2 separate regions of the Homo sapiens genome follow, and region 2 is linked to region 1. A link is an interaction called in ENCODE POLR2A ChIA-PET data of the cell type or tissue named here. Cell type or tissue: PC-3. All regions are shown on one strand.

Region 1 (4,000 bases):
TGCAAAAGAACTGCAATAATAACAAACAGTCTCTCAGACCACAGTGCGATCAAATTAGAACTCAGGATTATGAAACTCATTAAAAACCATACAATTTAATGGAAATTGAACAACCTGCTCCTGAATGACTCCTGGGTATATAATGAAATTAAGGCAGAAATCAAGAATTTCTTTCAAACCAATGAGAACAAAGAGAAAATGTACCAGAATCTCTGGGACACAGCTAAAGCGGTGTTAAGAGGGAATTTATAGCACTAAATGCCCACATCAGAAAGCTAGAAAGATCTCAAATCAACTTCCTAACATTACAATTAAAAGACCTAGAGAGACAAGAGCAAAGTAATCAAAAGCTAGCAGAAGATAAGCAATAACTAAGATTAGAGAAGAACTGAAGGAGATACAGACACGAAAAACCCTCCAAAAAATCAACAAATACAGGAGCAGGTTTTTTGAAAAAATTAACGAAATCGATAGACCACTAGCCAGACTAATAAAGAAGAGAAAGAAGAATTAAATAGACAATAAAAAATGATAAAGAAGATATCAGCACTGACCCCATAGAAATACAAACTACCATCAGAGAATACTATAAACAACTCTATGCAAACAAACTACAAAATCTAGAAGATATGGAGGAATCCCTGGATGCATACATTCTACAAAGACTAAACCAGGAAGAAGTTGAATCCCTGAATAGACCAATAACAAGCTCTGAAACTGAGGCAGTAATTAATAGCCTATCAACCAAAAAAAAAGCCCAGGACCAGACAGATTCATAGCTGAATGCTGCCAGAAATACAAGGAGGAGCTGGTACCATTCCTTCTGAAACTATTCCAAACATTTGAAAAGGAGGGACTCCTCCCTAACTCATTTTATGAAGCCAGAATCATCCTGATACAAAAACTGGGAAGAGACATGACAAAAAAAAGAAAACTTCAGGTCATTATCCCTGATGAACATTGATGCAAAAATCGTCAATAAAATATTGCCAAACCAAATCCAACAGCACATCAAAAAACTTATACATCACAATCAAGATGGCTTCATTGCTGGTATGCAAGGCTGGTTCAACATATGCAAATCAATAAACATAATCCATCACATAAACAGAATCAAAGACAGAAACCACATGATTATCTCAATAGATGCAGAAAAGGCCTTTGATAAAATTCAACATCCTTTCGTGTTAAAAACTCTCAATAATCTAGGTATTGATGGGACATATATCAAAATAATAAGAGAGATTTATGACAAACCCCAACCAATATCATATTGAATGAAGATAAGCTGGAAGCATTCTCTTTGAAAACCAGTACAAGACAAGGATGACCTTTCTTACCACTCGTATTCAACAGAGTTTTGGAAGTTCTGTCCAGGGCAACCAGGCAAGAGAAAGAAATAAAGCGTGTTAAAACAGGTAGAGAGTATCTCAAGTTGTGTCTCTTTGCAGACAACATGATTTTATATTTATAAAACCCCACCATCTCAGCCCTAAAACTTCTTGAACCGATAAGGAACTTCAGCAGTATCAGGGTACAAAATCAATATGCAAAAAATCACAAGCATTCCTTTACACCAACAATAGGCAAGCAGAGAACCAAACCATGAATAAACTCCCATTCACAATTGCTACAAGAGAATAAAATACCTAGGAATAGAGCTAACAAGGGAAGGGAAGAACCTCTTCCTGGAGCACTACAAACCACTGCTCAAGGAAATCAGAGAGGACACAAACAAATGGAAAAACATTTCATCCTCACGGATAGGAAGAATCAATATTGTAAAAATGGCCATACTGCCCAGTGTAATTTATAGATTCAATGCTATTCCCATCAAACTACCATTGAGGTTCTTCAGAGAATTAGAAAAAACAATTTTAAATTTCATGTGGAATCAAAGATGACCGCATATAGCCAAGACAATTCTACGCAAAAAGAACAAAGCTGGAGGCATCACGCTACCTGACTTCAAACTATACTACAAGTTACAGTAACCAAAACAGCATGGTACCAGTACTAAAACAGACATATAGACCAGTGATGCAGAACAGAGACCTCAGAAATAGCACTACAAATCTACAACCATCTGATCTTTGACAAACCTGACAAAAACAAGCAATGGGGAAAGGATCTCCTATTCAGTAAATGGTGCTGGGAAAACAAGCTAGCCATATGCAGAAAACAGAAACTGGACCCCTTCTTTACACCTTCTACAAAAATTAACTCAAGCTGGATTAAAGACTTAAATGTGAAACCCAAAACCATAAAACACCTAGAAGAAAACCTAGGCAATACCATTCAGGACATAGGCATGGACAAAGACTTCATGACTAAAACACCAAAAGCAATTGCAACAAAAGCCAAAATTGAAAAATAGGATCTAATTAAACAAAAGAGTTTCTGGACAGCAAAAGAAACTATCATCAGAGTGAACAGGCAACCTACAGAATGGGAGAAAATTTTTGCAATCTACCCATTTGACAAAGGCCTAATACTGAGAATCTACAAGGAACTTGGGAAATTTACAAGAAAAAAACAAACAACCTCATCAAAAAATGGGCAAAGGATATGAACAGACACTTTTCAAAAGAAGATATTTACGTGGCCAACAAACATGAAAAAAGAAGCTCAACATCACTGATCATCAGATAAATGCAAATCAAAACCACAATGAGATACCATCTCACACCAATTACAATGGCGATTATTAAAAAGTCAGGAAACAATAGATGCTGGTGAGGCTGTGGAGAAATAGGAACGCTTTTACACTGTTGGTGGGAATGTAAACCACTTCAACCATTGTGGAAAACAATATGGTGATTCCTCAAGGTTCTAGAACCAGAAATACCATTTGGCCCAGCAATCCCATTACTGGGTATATACCCAAAGGAATATAAATCATTCTACTATAATTACACATGCACATGTATGTTTATTGCAACACTATTTACAATAGCAAAGATATGGAACCAATCCAAATGCCCATCAATTATAGACTCAATAAAGAAAATGTGGTACATAGACACCATGAAATACTATGCAGCCATGAAAAGGAATGAGATCATATCCTTGGTAGGGACATGGATGAAGCTGGAAGCTATCATCTCAGCAAACTAACACAGGAACAGAAAAGCAAACACCACATGTTCTCACTCCTAAGTGGGACTTGAACATTGAGAACACATGGACACAGACAGGGGAACAAGACATACCAGGGCCTGTTGTGGGGTGGATGGTGAGGGGAGAGAACTAAAAGAATGGGTTAATAGCTGCAGCAAACCACCATGGCACATGTATGTATACCTATGTAACAAACCTGCACTTTCTGCACATGTATCCCTCTGTTTTTTTAGAAGAAATAAGGAAAAAAAAAAAAAGAAAGAAAGTGTCACTGTTTGGACTCATGGACTATATTTTCTTCCACTGCATCTAAGTGCCCCATGCATGAAATCCTACTACTGGTTGCCATAACTCCCTAACGCTGATTACTTTGATTTTCTTCAGTTAATTCTATTTGGATATATTTTAAGTTTATGCCTCATCTCTCTCTGGATAGACACTCTGGATTTAGTATTCATCCATTGCCTGACTCATTTGTTTATTTTATTTCTTTTTTAATTTTATATTTTTTAAGTATTCAAATAATTTAAAATGATATTTGCCCAATGAAGTAATTTTCTCTTTTAGAGGTATCTAAATTGAAAATAATAGGCTTCTTCCACTTTTATTTACAAGATGTAAAGAAAGCTTCAATAAGGTAAGTCCTGAAATTGCTACCTCTCTTAAAATGCAGTCAGTATAAATGATGATACATCACAGAGAAGGAAAGATATAAATTGTGCCCTGTAGACATTTATATTTGGATAAGGCTGCATGTAAAATCCTCTACACTTCAGATTCACACCTTTCCTTTTGGGATTTAACCAGTTTGAGATGGGTTCTCTGTCACTTGTCAAATAAATCCTAAATAAATCAAAAGGCAGATCTAGAGTGGATTTTA
Region 2 (4,000 bases), 350 kb before region 1:
TTGTAGAGACAAGGTCTCACTTATGTTGAGGAGGCTGGTTTCGAACTCCTGGGCTGAAGTTATCCTGCCACTTTGGCCTCCCAAACTACTGGTATTATAGGCGTGAGCCACCACGCCCAGTTTTTTTTTTTTTTTTTTTTCCTTTGAGACAGGGTCTCCATTCTAATGGCAGCTTCTACCTCCTTGTCTCAAAGGATCTTCCTACCTCAATCTTCTGAGCATCTTGTATCACAGGTGAGCACTACCATGCCCAGCATATTTATTTATTTTTCCTTTTTGTAGAGATAAGGTCTCTCCATGTTGCCCAGACTGTGATAATTTTTTGGTTTGCTTCTTGAATTTTTAAAACTCCCACTTGACCCACTGCAATTATTAATTTGTATTATCACTAAGATATTATTCTCAAGATGATTTACTTAGGTAGAGTTGAAAGTTTCTCTGAGTATTTGTATTGAAAGTGGTAATTTTCCAAATAAAACTTAGTTTTCCACAAAATTATTATCTCTTGTGCTAAAGACAACATGAGGTATACGTACTATGGCTAACTAATTATGTTAACTAGACTATAGTATCAATCAAGGTTAATCATCCAGACCCAAGTCAATACATGTGCAGCATATTTTACAATTTCAGTTTGTATTTTCATTATATTGGCTGTTCCACAAAACCTGTTGAAAATGTTAATTGGTCTAAACTAAACAAGAGCTACAATAAGTGACCTTTATAGCAAAGTGAAAAGTAAACCAAAAATTTTCTGCTGATCTTAGATATCACAGTATTCACTCCTTATTCTTGAGTACATTCCAAGACTGTCAGTGGATAAAGATTCCTAGTGAAACTGCAGATAGGACCAAACCCTATATATACTGTGGTTTTCCCTACGCATACGAGCTATGATAAAGTTTAATGTATAAATTAGGTGCAGTAAGAGATTAACAATAAGCCAGAGACTGAATTCAAGAACCTTAGATATCAGCCTGGTGGTCTATTGTGACTGAAATGGCACTCAAACCGTGAGATGCAGTCCTTCCCACTCTTTCCTCCCTTTTCCACATGCAGAGGAGTCTCCCCCTGTGGCTAACACCACCAAAGGCCCATAGAGAGTACTGCCAGGCTACCAATGTCCCTTTACGATCCAAGGGCTCTTCAGTCAGCTTGTTGTGAATGCTGCTTGGCCTGAGACCCCCCCTTCAGGGAAGGGGCCTCCCATCTGGCCTAGGGAAGGTCCAGAAATGCCATTCTGGACCCACTGCCTGGAATCAAGGACTCCAAGAGCCCACTTGGTGCTTTTCCCTCCTGCAGCCAAGCTGGTATCTCAGATGCAAGACAAAGTCCCCTTTACTTTTTCCTCTGCTTCTGTCAAGCAGACGGAGTTTCCCATCACAGCCACCATGAATATGCTGGGTGTCACCTGAAGCCAGCACATCTCAGAGCCTCACTGAATCCCGTTGGCTTACTACCTAGGTATCACTGTTTATTATTCAGGGCCCAAGAGCTCTTTCAGCAGGTGATGGATCCTGACAGGATTGAGTCATTTCCTTCAAGGCAACAGGTTCCCTTCTGGCCCAGGGCATGCATAGATATGTCATCTGGTAGTTAGGCCTGGAATGGGAGCCTCATGACTCTGACTGTGCCTTATCCTACCGTGGCTTAGCTGATATCCAAGATGCAAGATAAAGTGCTCTTTACTCTTCCCTCTCCTCTCCTCAAGTGGAAGGAAGGGGTCTCTTTTGGAGCTGCAGTTTGCAGCTGTGCAGCGTTGCACAACCACTGCCTTAGCCACTCCGGGTGGTGTCTCAGTAGTCTGCATGCCCCCCGAATCCACCAGCTCCACACCTGGCTCAGCAATATGATTTGTCTAGGAGTTGCAGTCCTCGTAGCCTAGACTGCCTTTCAAATTTATTTAGGGCCTCAAAGTACTTTAGAGTACAGTGACAAGGCTTGCTGGAACTCAACTTCCAGCCACTGGGATGGGCAATTCCCCTCTGGATAGTGCTATTCTAAATGTGCCCTCCGTAGATTGATGTGAGCTTAGTTCCAACCTAGTTTTGCTTTCTGCTATGACAAGACAGCAATGAGATCAATGCAAAGACTCACAGTCACTGTGTTCTCCTCTCCTGAGTGCACAGATTTTCTCTGTGGCAAGGCACTTCTGTGGGTGAATGGGGAAGGGATGGCATCAGTAATTCAAGACTGTCTTTCCTACCTTCTTCAGTGCCTCTTTCAGATATGGAGTTAAAACAAGGTACTGTGAGTGCTCATTTGATTTTTGGTCCTCATGAAGGTGTTTTTGTGTAGGTAGATAGTTGTTAAATTAGGTGCTCCTGTGGGACAGATGACTACTGGAGCCTTTTATTTGGCCATCTTGCTTTGCCTCTCCAATTTTTTTTTTTTTTTGGAAAAGTTTTTTATTAAGTCAGATGTGTTATTTTCATTTACATTAAATGTATTGAGCTATATTGCTTATTTATTTCATTTTGGCTTTATTTCAGTCAACATTATGTTTTTAAAAATGTTTTCATGTTTCCATGAGTATATTTATGTCATTGATTCTACTAGCTTTATGAGATTCAATATAAATCCACCCTGTTTTACTTGCTGAATTCCACAGTGATTGTCATATAAGATGCCTTCATAGCTTCACTGCCACAAAAAATACTGCAAAAAATATTTTCTTAGAGGTTCACCTAGGGAGCTTTTCAAAAATATTTCTGGAATGTATAATCACAAATATTGTGTCAGAAAGCAAATCCTACTTATTTCTTTGCTTCACCAGAGTCCTTTCAATATTTATATTACCTATATATAAGTGCATTAAGGTTTTTGCTTTCTTACATCCTTACCAACCCTATTCAAATTTCATGCCTTTTACCAATCTGATGTGTGAGAAGTAGTATACTATTACTGTTTTAAGATTTTTGCACCTAACTAATGTTGCAGTTAAATATAATCACAAGCTCTTGACCACTTCTGGCACTAAGAGATTACAACTATTTCCTCTTTCTGTTTTTTTTTTTTTTTCTTTTTTTTCTTTTTTTTTGTTTTTTTTTTTGAGATGGAGTCTGGCTCTGTCCCCAGGCTGGAGTGCAGTGGCGCGATCTCGGCTCACTGCAACCTCTGCCTCCCGAGTTCAAGTGATTCTTCTGCCTCAGCCTCCCTAATAGCTGAGATTACAGGCTCCCACCACCACACCTGGCTAATTTTTCTATTTTTAGCAGAGAAGGGTTTCATCATGTTGGCCAGGCTGGTCTTGAACTCCTGACATCAGGTGATCCACCTGTCTCCCAAAGTGCTGGGATTACAGGTGTTAGCTACTGCACCTGGCCGAATTCCCCTTTCTTTATCTGGCTATGTGACTTACTATAACCAATAGATTGTGGCAGAAATGATACTATGCCAGTTTGTGCTTCTGCTTTTGCTCTCTGAGACCCCTGAACTGTATAACGAGGTGGTCTACATTGATAGAAAACATACCCAGATAAAGTGAGATGTGTGGCCCCATCTGTTCAAACCATCCCAGCTGAGGTTCCACATATGTAAGAGAAGCAAGCCTTGACGTTCCAATTCTAGAAAAGCTCAAAGATAAATGCAGCTGAATGAGTAATAAGCCAGTCATTATCCCCTGAGGCAAAGAAGAAATCACTTTTTTGTTTCAAGCCTCTCCATTTTGGGTTCTGTGTTATGTAGCATTACATAAGTGAAACATCTTATTAAAAGTGAGTTTAGTCATATCTTTGTCTACTTCTTAGGCATTCTAATTTTCTTTCCTGTGATGGATCTGTTCATAACCTGTAGCCCTTTATCCATAGCATTTTCTAATTTTTTTCATTTTGATTTTCAAGAGTTCCTTTTATGTTTTTACTGTTAATCTTTAGATGCTTTAGGTATTTTAAATATTGCTTTCTGGTCTATGAAGTAGCTGTTGATTTTGTCTATAGTGTCCTTCATTGAAACAAAAATACTTACTTTGATGGAATAAAACCCATTTTTTCTTATGATT

Evidence for each region. ChIA-PET counts read pairs that join two places held together with the same protein. Peaks named below come from ENCODE experiments on the same cell type or tissue, not always from the same donor. Only the 100,000 strongest peaks of a DNase experiment are listed, where the experiment ranks them.
Region 2: POLR2A ChIA-PET joins it to region 1 with 6 read pairs; 2 of 35 experiments call an interaction of 5 or more read pairs at or near these places.

The regions. Positions count from the first base shown.
Region 1 is chr3:88,634,754-88,638,753 of GRCh38, reverse strand. No RefSeq gene overlaps it. Among named protein-coding and RNA genes, the nearest start is that of CSNK2A2IP, 300 kb to the right of the region's middle. In PC-3, no CTCF peak of the experiment used is centred here; no DNase peak of the experiment used is centred here.
Region 2 is chr3:88,986,653-88,990,652 of GRCh38, reverse strand. No RefSeq gene overlaps it. Among named protein-coding and RNA genes, the nearest start is that of EPHA3, 120 kb to the left of the region's middle. In PC-3, no CTCF peak of the experiment used is centred here; DNase peaks (open chromatin) are centred at 1,552 and 3,612.